Regions from separate parts of the Homo sapiens genome. Here region 1 is linked to region 2. A link is an interaction called in ENCODE POLR2A ChIA-PET data of the cell type or tissue named here. Cell type or tissue: IMR-90. All regions are shown on one strand. Each heading gives the region's core, and the rest is flanking DNA. Links, peaks and the distances in the headings are about the cores only.

The links. Peaks named below come from ENCODE experiments on the same cell type or tissue, not always from the same donor. Only the 100,000 strongest peaks of a DNase experiment are listed, where the experiment ranks them.
Region 1: POLR2A ChIA-PET joins it to region 2 with 13 read pairs; 3 of 35 experiments call an interaction of 5 or more read pairs at or near these places.

What each region holds. Positions count from the first base shown.
Region 1 is chr2:202,002,157-202,004,656 of GRCh38, reverse strand. No RefSeq gene overlaps it. Among named protein-coding and RNA genes, the nearest start is that of FZD7, 30 kb to the left of the region's middle. In IMR-90, for the core only: no CTCF peak of the experiment used is centred there; a DNase peak (open chromatin) is centred at 1,386; H3K27ac peaks cover 189 bases.
Region 2 is chr2:201,765,255-201,773,655 of GRCh38, reverse strand. It overlaps ALS2 (alsin Rho guanine nucleotide exchange factor ALS2), which reads left to right. Exons shown (of 34, transcript NM_020919.4): 2 at 4,711-4,790; 3 at 6,273-6,427. The coding sequence starts at 4,771. Among named protein-coding and RNA genes, the nearest start is that of ALS2, 11 kb to the left of the region's middle. In IMR-90, for the core only: no CTCF peak of the experiment used is centred there; a DNase peak (open chromatin) is centred at 4,545.

The DNA of each region.
Region 1 (2,500 bases), core at 1-2,500, 230 kb before region 2:
CTGGAATGCAGTGGCCCGATCTTGGCTCACTGCAACCTTCACCTCCCAGGTTCAAGCGATTCTCCTGCCTCAGCCTCCTGAGTAGCTGGGATTACAGGGATGCGCCACCATGCCTGGCTAATTTTTATATTTTTAGTAGAGACGGGGTTTCACCATGTTGGTCAGGCTGGTCTCAAACTCTGACCTCGTAATCTGCCCGCCTCGGCCTCCCAAAGTGCGGGGATTACAGGCGTGAGCCACCACACCCGGCCTCTGTTTTTTTAGTTTTTAAGGCAGGGTCTCGCTCTGTCACCCAAGCTAGAGTGCAGTGGCGTGATCTTGACTCACTGCAGCCTTGACCTCCCAGGTTCAAGCGATCCACCCACCTCAGCCTCCTGAGTAGCTGGGACTATAGGTGTGTGCCACCACGCCCAGCTAATTTTTGCATTTTTTTTGTAGAGACTGGGTTTCACCATGTTGCCCAAGCTGGTCTCAAATTTCTGAGCTTATGCAATCCACCTGCCTCGGCCTCCCAAAGTGCTGGGATTACCCATGGGCACCACAACACGTTCAGCTACACTTGTTTTTTGTTTTTTTTCAAGATGGAGTTTTGCTCTTGTTGTCCAGGCTGGGGTGCAATGGCGGGATCTCGGCTAACTGCAACCTCTGCCTCCCTGGTTCAAGCGATTCTTCTGCCTCAGCCTCCTGAGTAGGTGGGATTACAGGCATGTGCCACCACGCCCGGCTAATTTTTGTATTTTTTTTTTAGTATAGATGGGGTTTCTCCATGTTGGTCAGGCTGGTCTCAAACTCCTGACCTCAGGCAATTTGGCTGCCTCGGCCTCCCAAAGTGCTGGGATTACAGGCGTGAGCCACCGCGCCCAGCCTATGCTTATTTTTAAGTCACTAGCTTGTTCTTTAAAAAGCCACCATTACCATCAACAAAAACAACAAAATTTCCAATTGTATCAATAATTAGTTCTAAAAAGAGAAATCTAAATAAAAATTTGTCTCATCTCACCCTTTAAATTTATATCATTTGACATACTCACAGTTCCTAATAAGTAAATATGAGTTAAACTATTAGGCTAGAAAAGGACATGTCAATTAGCTGGGCATGGTGCCACGTGGCTGTAGTCCCAGCAACTTGGGAGGCTGAGGCAGGAGAATTGCTTGAACCTGGGAGGTGGAGGTTGCAGTGAGCCAAGATCCGGCCACTACACTCCAGCCTGGGCGACAGTGTGAGACTGTCTCAAAACAAAAAAGAGAAAAGGACACGTCAAGAGTGGCCCACTCTACAAAAAACGTGGCTTATTCTCAAGTCAGATATGTGTATGTATATGTATGTTTGTGTGGATAATCTTGTTTTCAGATCTCCAAAATGTCCACTAAGTGGTCAGGAATTTTCCCCTGTATACAGCACAGAGCCTGTATACAGCAGATGTACTTTACTGGATACATTGTACTGAGCATCTACCATGAGTGGTAGCACAAATAAAACTTTCAAGATTAACCATGGAAAATCCCTTCAGGGGCCTTTTTTTTTTTTTTTTTTTTTTTTTTTTTTTTTTTTTTTTGAGACAGAGTTTCACTTTCGCCCAAGCTGGAGTGTAGTGGCAAGATCTCAGCTCACTGCAACAACCTTCGCCTCCATGTTCAAGCGATTCCCATGCCTCAGACTTCCAAGTAGCTGGAATTATAGGTACCCGCTGCCACATCTGGCTAATTTTTGTATTTTTTTTTAGTAGAGACAGAGTTTCAGCATGTTGGCCAGGCTGGTCTTGAACTCCTGACCTCAGGCGATCCGTCTGCCTCGGCCTCCCAAAGTGCTGGGATTACAGGTGTGAGCCACTATGCCTAACCCCTTCAACGGCTTATAAAGTATAGTAACATCCTTCACCAAGTTCAACACAGCTAGGTTTTTCTCCAACAATGGATCAGATTGCTATTTTGTTTTAGTTGGGAACCAGATGAATCAGTCGGCACTTATTTACAGGCCAGATGTACCCTAAACACTTATTTTTCAGACTCTAGCGTCTCATTCAGCCTCACCTCTGAGAGGTACGAAGAAAGTAAAACTAGCCAAGCTGACAGTGGGTCCGTGTCCCTCCTCTGGCCGGCTCTGGGACCTCAGTCACCGAGTGGATAGGTGATTACAACAGCCACTATTGAAATAGTTATTTTTTTCTTTCTCTTTCTGTTTGGGGGGCAATAAGGGCCAAGGGCACACAGTTGAATTTGTATCATGTATATTATGACTCTGCAGTAAACATTTATTGAATTAATAAATGTTTGAGATTATTTTATTTTGTTCAGTTGCTCTATTGACTTTTGTGTGAATGTTAGCTATTTTTCCCCACTGAAAAAATAACAATGGCTTGAATGTCTTTAAGTAATGGCAAAGCATGTGGAAAAGGCTAAAAATCACTTTTAAAAGGAGGAAAAAAAAGTCTAGACTACTTGAAGTCCTGATCATAAATATTCTGAATTTCCTAGGGGCACAATATATAGCAATACTGGC
Region 2 (8,401 bases), core at 3,316-5,815:
GACTTTTCTCTTGAACTCCATGTTCATATATTCAGCTATTCACTTAATATGTACTCTTGGGTTTCTCACAGACATCTTGAACTTAAAAATAAATTTTATCCTACCAGAATCTTATCTTTGCTTCAGAATCGTATCTCCCTCACTCTTGCCCATTTCAGGAAATGGAGCCACCAACACACAGCTATTTGAGGCAGAACCAGGGATCATTTCTGATACCTGCTTCTCCTTGGTCCCCCACCTTTGTCTAATCACCAAGTACTAGTTGTTCTGCCCCCAGAGCATCTCTCATTTATTCACCTCTTCTTCACCAAATTGGCAGCATTGTATGAAACTTAAGAACCCAGGCTTCCTTCCTCCATTGAGAAGATGAGCCGATGGAGTATTTGCAGGCAGGATATTCCTTGCAAAAATTCATTTTGGTGCTCCGTGAGTGTTCACCATAAAATTGGTTTAAAACTTTTGAAACAAATGTAAATCGTCATTGAAATAAATCATTGGCCCTTCGCATTGGCTCACGCCTGTAATCCCAGCACTTTGGGAGTCCAAGGTGGGCAGGTCACAAGGTCAGGATTTCAAGACCAGTCTGGGCAACATAGTGAAACCCTGTCTCTACTAAAAATACAAAAATTAGCCAGGTGTGGTGGTGTGCACCTGTAATCCCAGCTACTCGGGAGGCTGAGGCAGGAGAATCATGTGAACCCAGGAGGTGGAGGTTGCAGTGAGCTGAGATCATGCCATTGCACTCTAGCCCAGGCGACAGTGCAAGACTCCATCTCAAAAATGAAAAAAAAAAAAAAAAAAAAAATCATGAAAGCATCCATAGACTGTCCCACTGGAAGCAATGCAACTCCCCAGTGTACTCTCCAAAATGAAGTAAATGTTCAAAGTACATAAAAGAAACCAAGTTAAGTATAAAATAGTTAAAAGTTTTGAGACTTCTACTAAAAAACGATAGTTGTTTTTGAATATAGATTCCTGGTCCTTTATTCAAAACCCTTGGGGCAAGGTGCATTTTGGAATTCAGATTTATGTTTTGTTCTTTAGAGTAAGATGCATAAACTATATATTATATAACACTTCCTGTGGGATCTGTGGTGCTGCCCTATTCATACTGATATTTCTACAACACGATGTATGAATATTCACACTAAAGGGATAAAAGTGATAAATAACCTCATATCAGTTCAGGTCAGATTTTGCTGTCAGATGAGTTCAGGTCAGATTAGATTTTGCCACCAAAAGTGTTATTGAAAAAACTTTTAATTTTCAGAGCTATAGATTTCTGGTTAAGGTATTGTAGACCTGTAAGATGGTTGTAGCTCATCTTTCTAACAGTTGGGACATCTAGACTAGATTGTTGTTGTTGTTGTTGTTGTTAAGGGCACTTCCAGATCATGGTATTAAAATGATATCCTTGGCTCGTACAGGACAACTTATTTCTCTGTTAGATGTAACAGAAGGATGTGTATCCAGTGGAGTCTAAAAGTGGCATCAGTTTATTAAGAAGCAAGGTTTGCTCTTTGTTTAAAGGGCCCCCTGGGGTTTTGTTACTTTACATATCACTGTGAAGGAGATAATAATTTGAAGGATAGAGTGGTATGCTTTAAAGTGAATCTAGCTGTGTCCTGCGGTTCAGAAGACTGAAGTCTGGTTTGCTCATTTTACGGAGATGCCATTTATCTGTGGAGAGGCCATGCAAGGTAAGAGAGGGTCCCACAGTAAATGCTGTTTATGCAACATCACATGGCTTCTTTATCAGAGCTGGTTAACAGGTCTATGCAGGAAAGTTACTGTAACAGAAGAAAAGCAGCAGAGTACAAGGATCTTGCCCTCTTAAGGAATGATAAAGACCTTAAAGCTTCTCTGGAAGAAATATCCCCAGAGGAAGTTTTATGATTAGGCAATTTTATAAAAACTTAAAATGTTAAAGCAATGAAATAACATACAGAAATTTGAATGCTATTTGACTGGTTGAGGTGAGTCTTAATAGATTTCCTGGAGAGACAATCATAAAAATATTAGAAAGACAAAAGTTTTTCATTTACTTTCTTTTCCTGGATGGATACGTAATTGAGAAAGAATGTTAGATTAAATAGAGTTGGTAAATACCACCCTTACTTAAGTATATGAGGATAAAACTTTAATAACATAAGATCCCCACATTTAGTTGCAATATTCCTTTTTAGTTATGTTTCCTCAGCAATCAGTTTTCTTCATTGCCCTATTGGAGTTTCAGGCAGACGTATCTTGTTGGAAGATGTCAAACATATTAAACACCATTAAAACAAAATGAGATAGGGGCCGGGCGCGGTGGCTCAAGGTGGCTCATACCTGTAATCCCAGCACTTTGGGAGGCCGAGGCAGGTGGATCACCTGAGGTCAGGAGTTCGAGACCAGCCTGGCCAACATGGTGAAACCCCGTCTCTACTAAAAATACAAAAATTAGCTAGGCGTAATGGCGGGTGCCTGTAATCCCAGCTACTCGGGAGGCTGAGGCAGGAGAATTGCTTGAACCTGGGAGGCGGAGGTTGCAATGAACCGAGAGCGTGCCATTGCACTCCAGCCTGGGTGACAAGAGCAAAACTCCGTCTCAAAAAAAAAAAAAAAAAAAAATCTGTAAATACTGATGTAAAAAGATGTCTGTGAAATAATATATTAGTTTTCTACTGCAGCTGCAACAAATTGTTATGAACTTAGTGGCTTAAAATAACACAAATAAATATATTATCTTCAAGTTCTGTGGGCTGAAAGTCTGTCACAGGTCTTGTAGACTAAAGTCAAGGTGTCGGCATGGCTGCTTTTTTCTGGACGCTCTAGGAAAGAATTCTTTTCCTTGCCTTTTCAGCTGCTACCTGTCACCTGCATTCCTTGGCTCATGGCTGCCTTCTTCCATGTTCAGTCAGCAGTGTAGCGTCATCTCTGACCCTGCCTCCATCATCATGTCTCTTTGATTCTCCTCCTGCCTCCCTCTTCCACTTTTAAGGATGTTTATGATTACATTGGGTGCACCTGGATAACCAGGATAATCTTTCTATCTTAAGGAGAGTTGGTTAGTATCACACAACCTAACATAGTCACAAGTTCTGGGCATTAGGACCTTGATGCCTTTGGAGACCGTTATTTGGCCTGCCCTATAGTAAGTAAGAAAAGAAAGTTGTAAAAACAGTTTGTAGAGTTTTAATTCCATTTAGGTTAAAAAAAAAAATGAGTGGTGGTGATAAATAATATTGAGTAAGGTGTAACCAACTTTAAGAAAACTGTGCTCAAAAATCTGGCACTAAGAGAGAATAAAGGTTGACTTTATTCATTTTATCAAAAGATTCTCAACATTTTTGATTGTTAGTAGGACAAAATTCCGTTTACATATAGTGTGTCAGTTGTGTGAAGTAAGGTGTGCTTGTGTGCTTCCACATCCTCGTAGAATAATTCTCTGGCTTCCGCTACCTATTGTTGAAATTTAATCAAGGGCGTAGTAACTCCATGATCTCTGATAGATAAGCACAGATTAGATCTGGTGGCAGAATTTCTCTGTACACCATGAACTGTGCATTTTACAAAAGGCTAATTACTATCATGGACAAAGCATAGTAGCACTTAATTGTATTTATTAAATGAATATCATTTATTAAATTTATTCAGATATATCTCTTGTTAACATAGTACCCATTTTCCAACTTTGAATGATTCATAATCTTTCTAAAATAAGCATTAGGTGGAAAGTAATTTTCTTCAGATGTACAGATGGGAAATGGTAAGAATTCACAGGCAACCTGGAGGAAACAGATGGACCCCAGATCACTCCTGCCAGTATGAGCTGTTTCCAGAACACAGTGACCATTCCATATCCTTTTGCAGAAAAACCACAAATTTGGCCCCAATATTTTTATGGTTTACACAAATAAGACCTAACTGCTTTTGTTTTCTTGTGTTTTGGTACCCTTACAAATGTGGATTTCTGAGTTGAAATGCACTCAGCATTTCTGTTTATTTTTCTATCTCTTATTTTATTAAATACTGAGTTTCTAAACTGATGGGCCATGATATTTGTAACTATAATTTTCATACAGCTATTTTCTATTAAAGGTGGATTTTAAAACAGCTGATTTAAAATTCAGACTTCTTTCTTTCAACCGTTTGGGTTATGAGGCATGTTGGTCTGAATCGAAGGTGATTTGGGGAAAATGTTCCTTCTTCCAATAAGTGGAAAACTTCCTATTTTAATGACATAATTTTTGTGCATTACTGAAAAGTATAAATTAAAACTACTTGAATCAGATACATTACTGAAGAGATTTTAGAAAATCTGAGTTAATTGGTATTTAAGTCTTCATGCATTCCAGACAGAGCGTTTAAAAAGTACCCTTAATGTGTGTGTACTTTTTGTACTTAACACATTGATTTTTCAGATTGAACTTTTTTCTTTATAATAAAAAACAAAATCTATTGCCTGGAAGAGTACAGCTTAATTGTGGGTAGTCTTTTCTTCCTTTGACATTACATTTGACAGTCAATGGGCATTTTTATAAGCTTAGTGGGCAGGCTCAGCCTATGTTTGACTTTGGCAGGCAAGATATGAAATAGTTTAAATAGTTTTACTGCATATTTATTTCCTAGTGAATGTGCACTTGTTAGAGGGCTGCTTTTTTTTTTTTTAATGTCTGAGGGGTAAAATATTCTTTTACTGCTCTTTTCCTTACTTGTACTGTTTAGGTCTTGATAGACTTTCTGTAAAGAAGGAATGATTTGGTGATGGAGTGTTCCCACTGACCGATGGACTCAAAGAAGAGAAGGTAAAATCATTTCTTCCTTTTCTCTTATCCTCCTAGGAAAACATAGCAAACAGCTTCACATATGTGTAGCTTCTCTTCAGTTTAATTTTCTTGTTGATGGTTGTTAAGTGGGAATAGTGACATTTGTAGTTAGTTCGTTGGTAAAGATAAAATTTTAAAAAGGCTTGTTAGTTGTAAGCTTTGTAAGAAGCACTAAATGTCTTCATTTCATCATTTTAAAGTGCTTGTAGCCATTTTTCCCTCACAAATAATTTCAGGTTTTCAGAAGTAGCCTTGCTAATCTTAATCATCTTCCATCCTTAAAGAACTAGTTATGGAAGATATTTAAAAGGAAGGTTAAATGTATACTGTTCCTCCTATAGAACCATGGTTATGTCCAGTTATAATTTAAGGGAATATTATTTAGCAAATATAGATAAATGCTTAGCTATTCAAAAGAGTTTCTGTGCCTCATTAAAATTTTGGCATCAGCGTTCTAGAAAAAAGAAAATGAAAAAATGTATTACCAATGGTGGCACATATCTTAATGTGCCCTTTTCTTAGAAGAAGGCAGTTAGGATATGGTCATTACTGTGCAGCTATGTGTTTTGTATTCTTTAAACCGAAATCATCAGATGTGTAGAATTCTTTAGCTAGAACTTGAGCAAAGCATTAAGGATTTTACTGATATCTATTATAAACTTGATTCCTAAAAATTTAAATAGCAGTTCTACACTTAAACTCAACATAAAGTGAAATATGAATTCCTGTTTCTCATATTGTTCTCATCAAGTACTTTTTACTTACTATAAAATTTTATGATAAGACTTCAACTTGGGCATGTTGTAGCTTTGATATCTCAACAAGGAGTGAATATATTGAGAAGTTAGAATCTTGGAATTTTATGCTACCAAATGCTAAAACTTCTAAAAATAGCCCAAGTTTTGTTTGCTTCTTAGATGGAGAAAAGTAATTTGTGGGTTTAGAGTGTCCTTCAGTCTTTTTTTTTTTTTTTTTTTTAGACAGAGTCTTGCTCTGTCGCCCAGGCTGGAGTGCAGTGGCAAGATCTTGGCTCACTGCAACCTCCGCCTCCCGGGTTCAAGCGCTTCTCCTGCCTCAGCCTCCTGAGTAGCTGGGACTACAGGTTCACGCCACCATGCCCGGCTGATTTTTTTTTTTTTGTATTTTTAGTAGAAACAGGGTTTCACCGTATTAGCCAGGCTGGTCTCGAGCTCCTACCTTGTGATCTGCCTGCCTCGGCCTCCCAAAGGGCTGGGATTACAGGTGTGAGCCACCACGCCCCACATCCTTCAGTCTTTTATATAAATAGTTGTTTTACCTTGGCTTCTGTGAGCATAACCAAAGCATAAAATAGGTGCTAATTCAGCTATCTGACCTAGTCATCCATGTGCTGGTAAAAGGTACAATCATGAAAAGTATTAAGAACAAAGGATACTGTTCTGAATTGTAGAAACAATTAAGCTATGTTTCTTGATGTTTTAGCTCAACAGAGGCAGAAGGATCCAAGGAAAGAGGCCTGGTCCATATCTGGCAGGCAGGATCCTTTCCCATAACACCAGAGAGATTGCCAGGCTGGGGAGGAAAGACTGTTTTGCAGGCAGCCCTCGGAGTGAAACATGGAGTTCTTCTGACTGAAGGTAATGAAAAGAATGGCGTAACAAATACGAACTGCAATGCTAACAAATGCCTGAGTGTGGAAGGTCAGGTATGGGAGTCATTGGATACTAGGGGTTCTTTTTCTTTTTCTTTCTTTTTTTTTTAAATTTTATTATTATTATGCTTTAAGTTTTAGGGTACATGTGCACAACGTGTAGGTTTGTTACTTATGTATACATGTGCCATGTTGGTATGCTGCACCCATTAACTCATCATTTAGCATTAGGTATATCTCCTAATGCTATCCCTCCCCGCTCCCTCCACCCCACAACAGGCCCCAGTGTGTGATGTTCCCCTTACTGTGTCCATGTGTTCTCGTTTTTCAATTCCCACCTATGAGTGAGAACATGCGGTGTTTGTTTTTTTCTCCTTGCGATAGTTTGCTGAGAACGATGGTTTCCAGTTTCATCCATGTCCCTACAAAGGACATGAACTCATCATTTTTTATGGCTGCATAGTATTCCATGGTGTATATGTGCCACATTTTCTTAATCCAGTCTATCCTTGTTGGACATGTAGGTTGGTTCCAAGTCTTTGCTTTTTTTTATTTTATTTTTTTTGAAACTGAGTTTTGCTCTTGTCGCCCAGGCTGGAATGCAATGGTGCAATCTCAGCTCACCACAACCTCTGCCTCCCAGGTTCAAGCAATTTTCCTGCCTCAGCCTCCCGAGTAGCTGGGATTACAGGTGCTCACCACCATGCCCAGCTAATTTTTTTGGTATTTTTAGTAGAGATGGGGTTTCACCATGTTGGCCAGGCTGGTCTTGAACTCCTGACCTCAGGTGATCCACCCGCCTCGACCTCCCAAAGTTCTGGGATTACAGGGATGAGCCACCACGCCCAGCCTAGGGGTTCTTAATGAACTATTTCTGTTTTCAAGATATATTCTTACTCCCTTATCAGGAATCAGATTAGTTCTTAAATTTAAAATATACTATTAACTAGAATAAAAGGGAGAGTTATAGTTTTAAAATTTTATGGTAATAAATACATGAAAAATTAACTTTTTAAAAGGTTACCTATTCAGAGACTCTTGCTATAACTTTTGTTCATTAAGTCTATCAGAATACTAATGCTAATAATAGCTAATGTTTGTTAAGCAGTTGTATGCCAGACACTATACTAAGCCCCATGTGTTAGTAGATAACAAGTTAGTGAGATAACAAGTTCCATGTGTTATCTCACTGAATCTGCACTGCTACCTTATGAGGTAGCTTCTATTATTATTCACAGACAAGGAAACTGAAAGTCAGGGAGATTAAATTTTCCCAAGCACACACAGCTATTGAAGTGTCAGAGTCAGGACTGGAACTCAGTCTGATTTCAAAGCCTGCTTTTAAAGCCACTTGGCTGAACTTTCTCAATATAATTTTTTTTTTCAGGCATGAATAGCAATTCACAATGCATATTATAAAATCTATGAGTCTATTACCGAAACGTGTGCTGTAATTTATAGAGGTACCTTTAATCTTAATGGCACTTTATCAACTCAATCATGACAAATTTGACTTGGGCACCAATTGCCATCTACTTCACTAATTTATAAATTTCTGCTCTGTAAGTATTTATTAAGGTATTAAATAATGCTTTGGTATTTTCTTTCTAGGAACTAAAGGAAGACAAATTCTAGGAAACAAGGATTAAATCTGGTCCTGGTGGTTGTATGGGATAAACATGGATTTCTTTCTAGTTTGTCTTATATCAGTTTTATTATAATATTATTCTTCAGGACTTTAAAAACAATCTTACTTTAAAAGTGTGAACTATATTCAATACCTGTCCTATGAGATTTAAAATATATAGTTCTCAAGCAAATATAAGTGGAATTCTGTTGTTGTTTTCAATAAGATATTTGGAATATTTTCATTAAGCTAATGAAACTGGCTGGGCACAATTGCCTATGCCTGTAATCCCAGCACTTTGGGAGGCCAAGGCAGAAGGATCCCTTGAGCCTA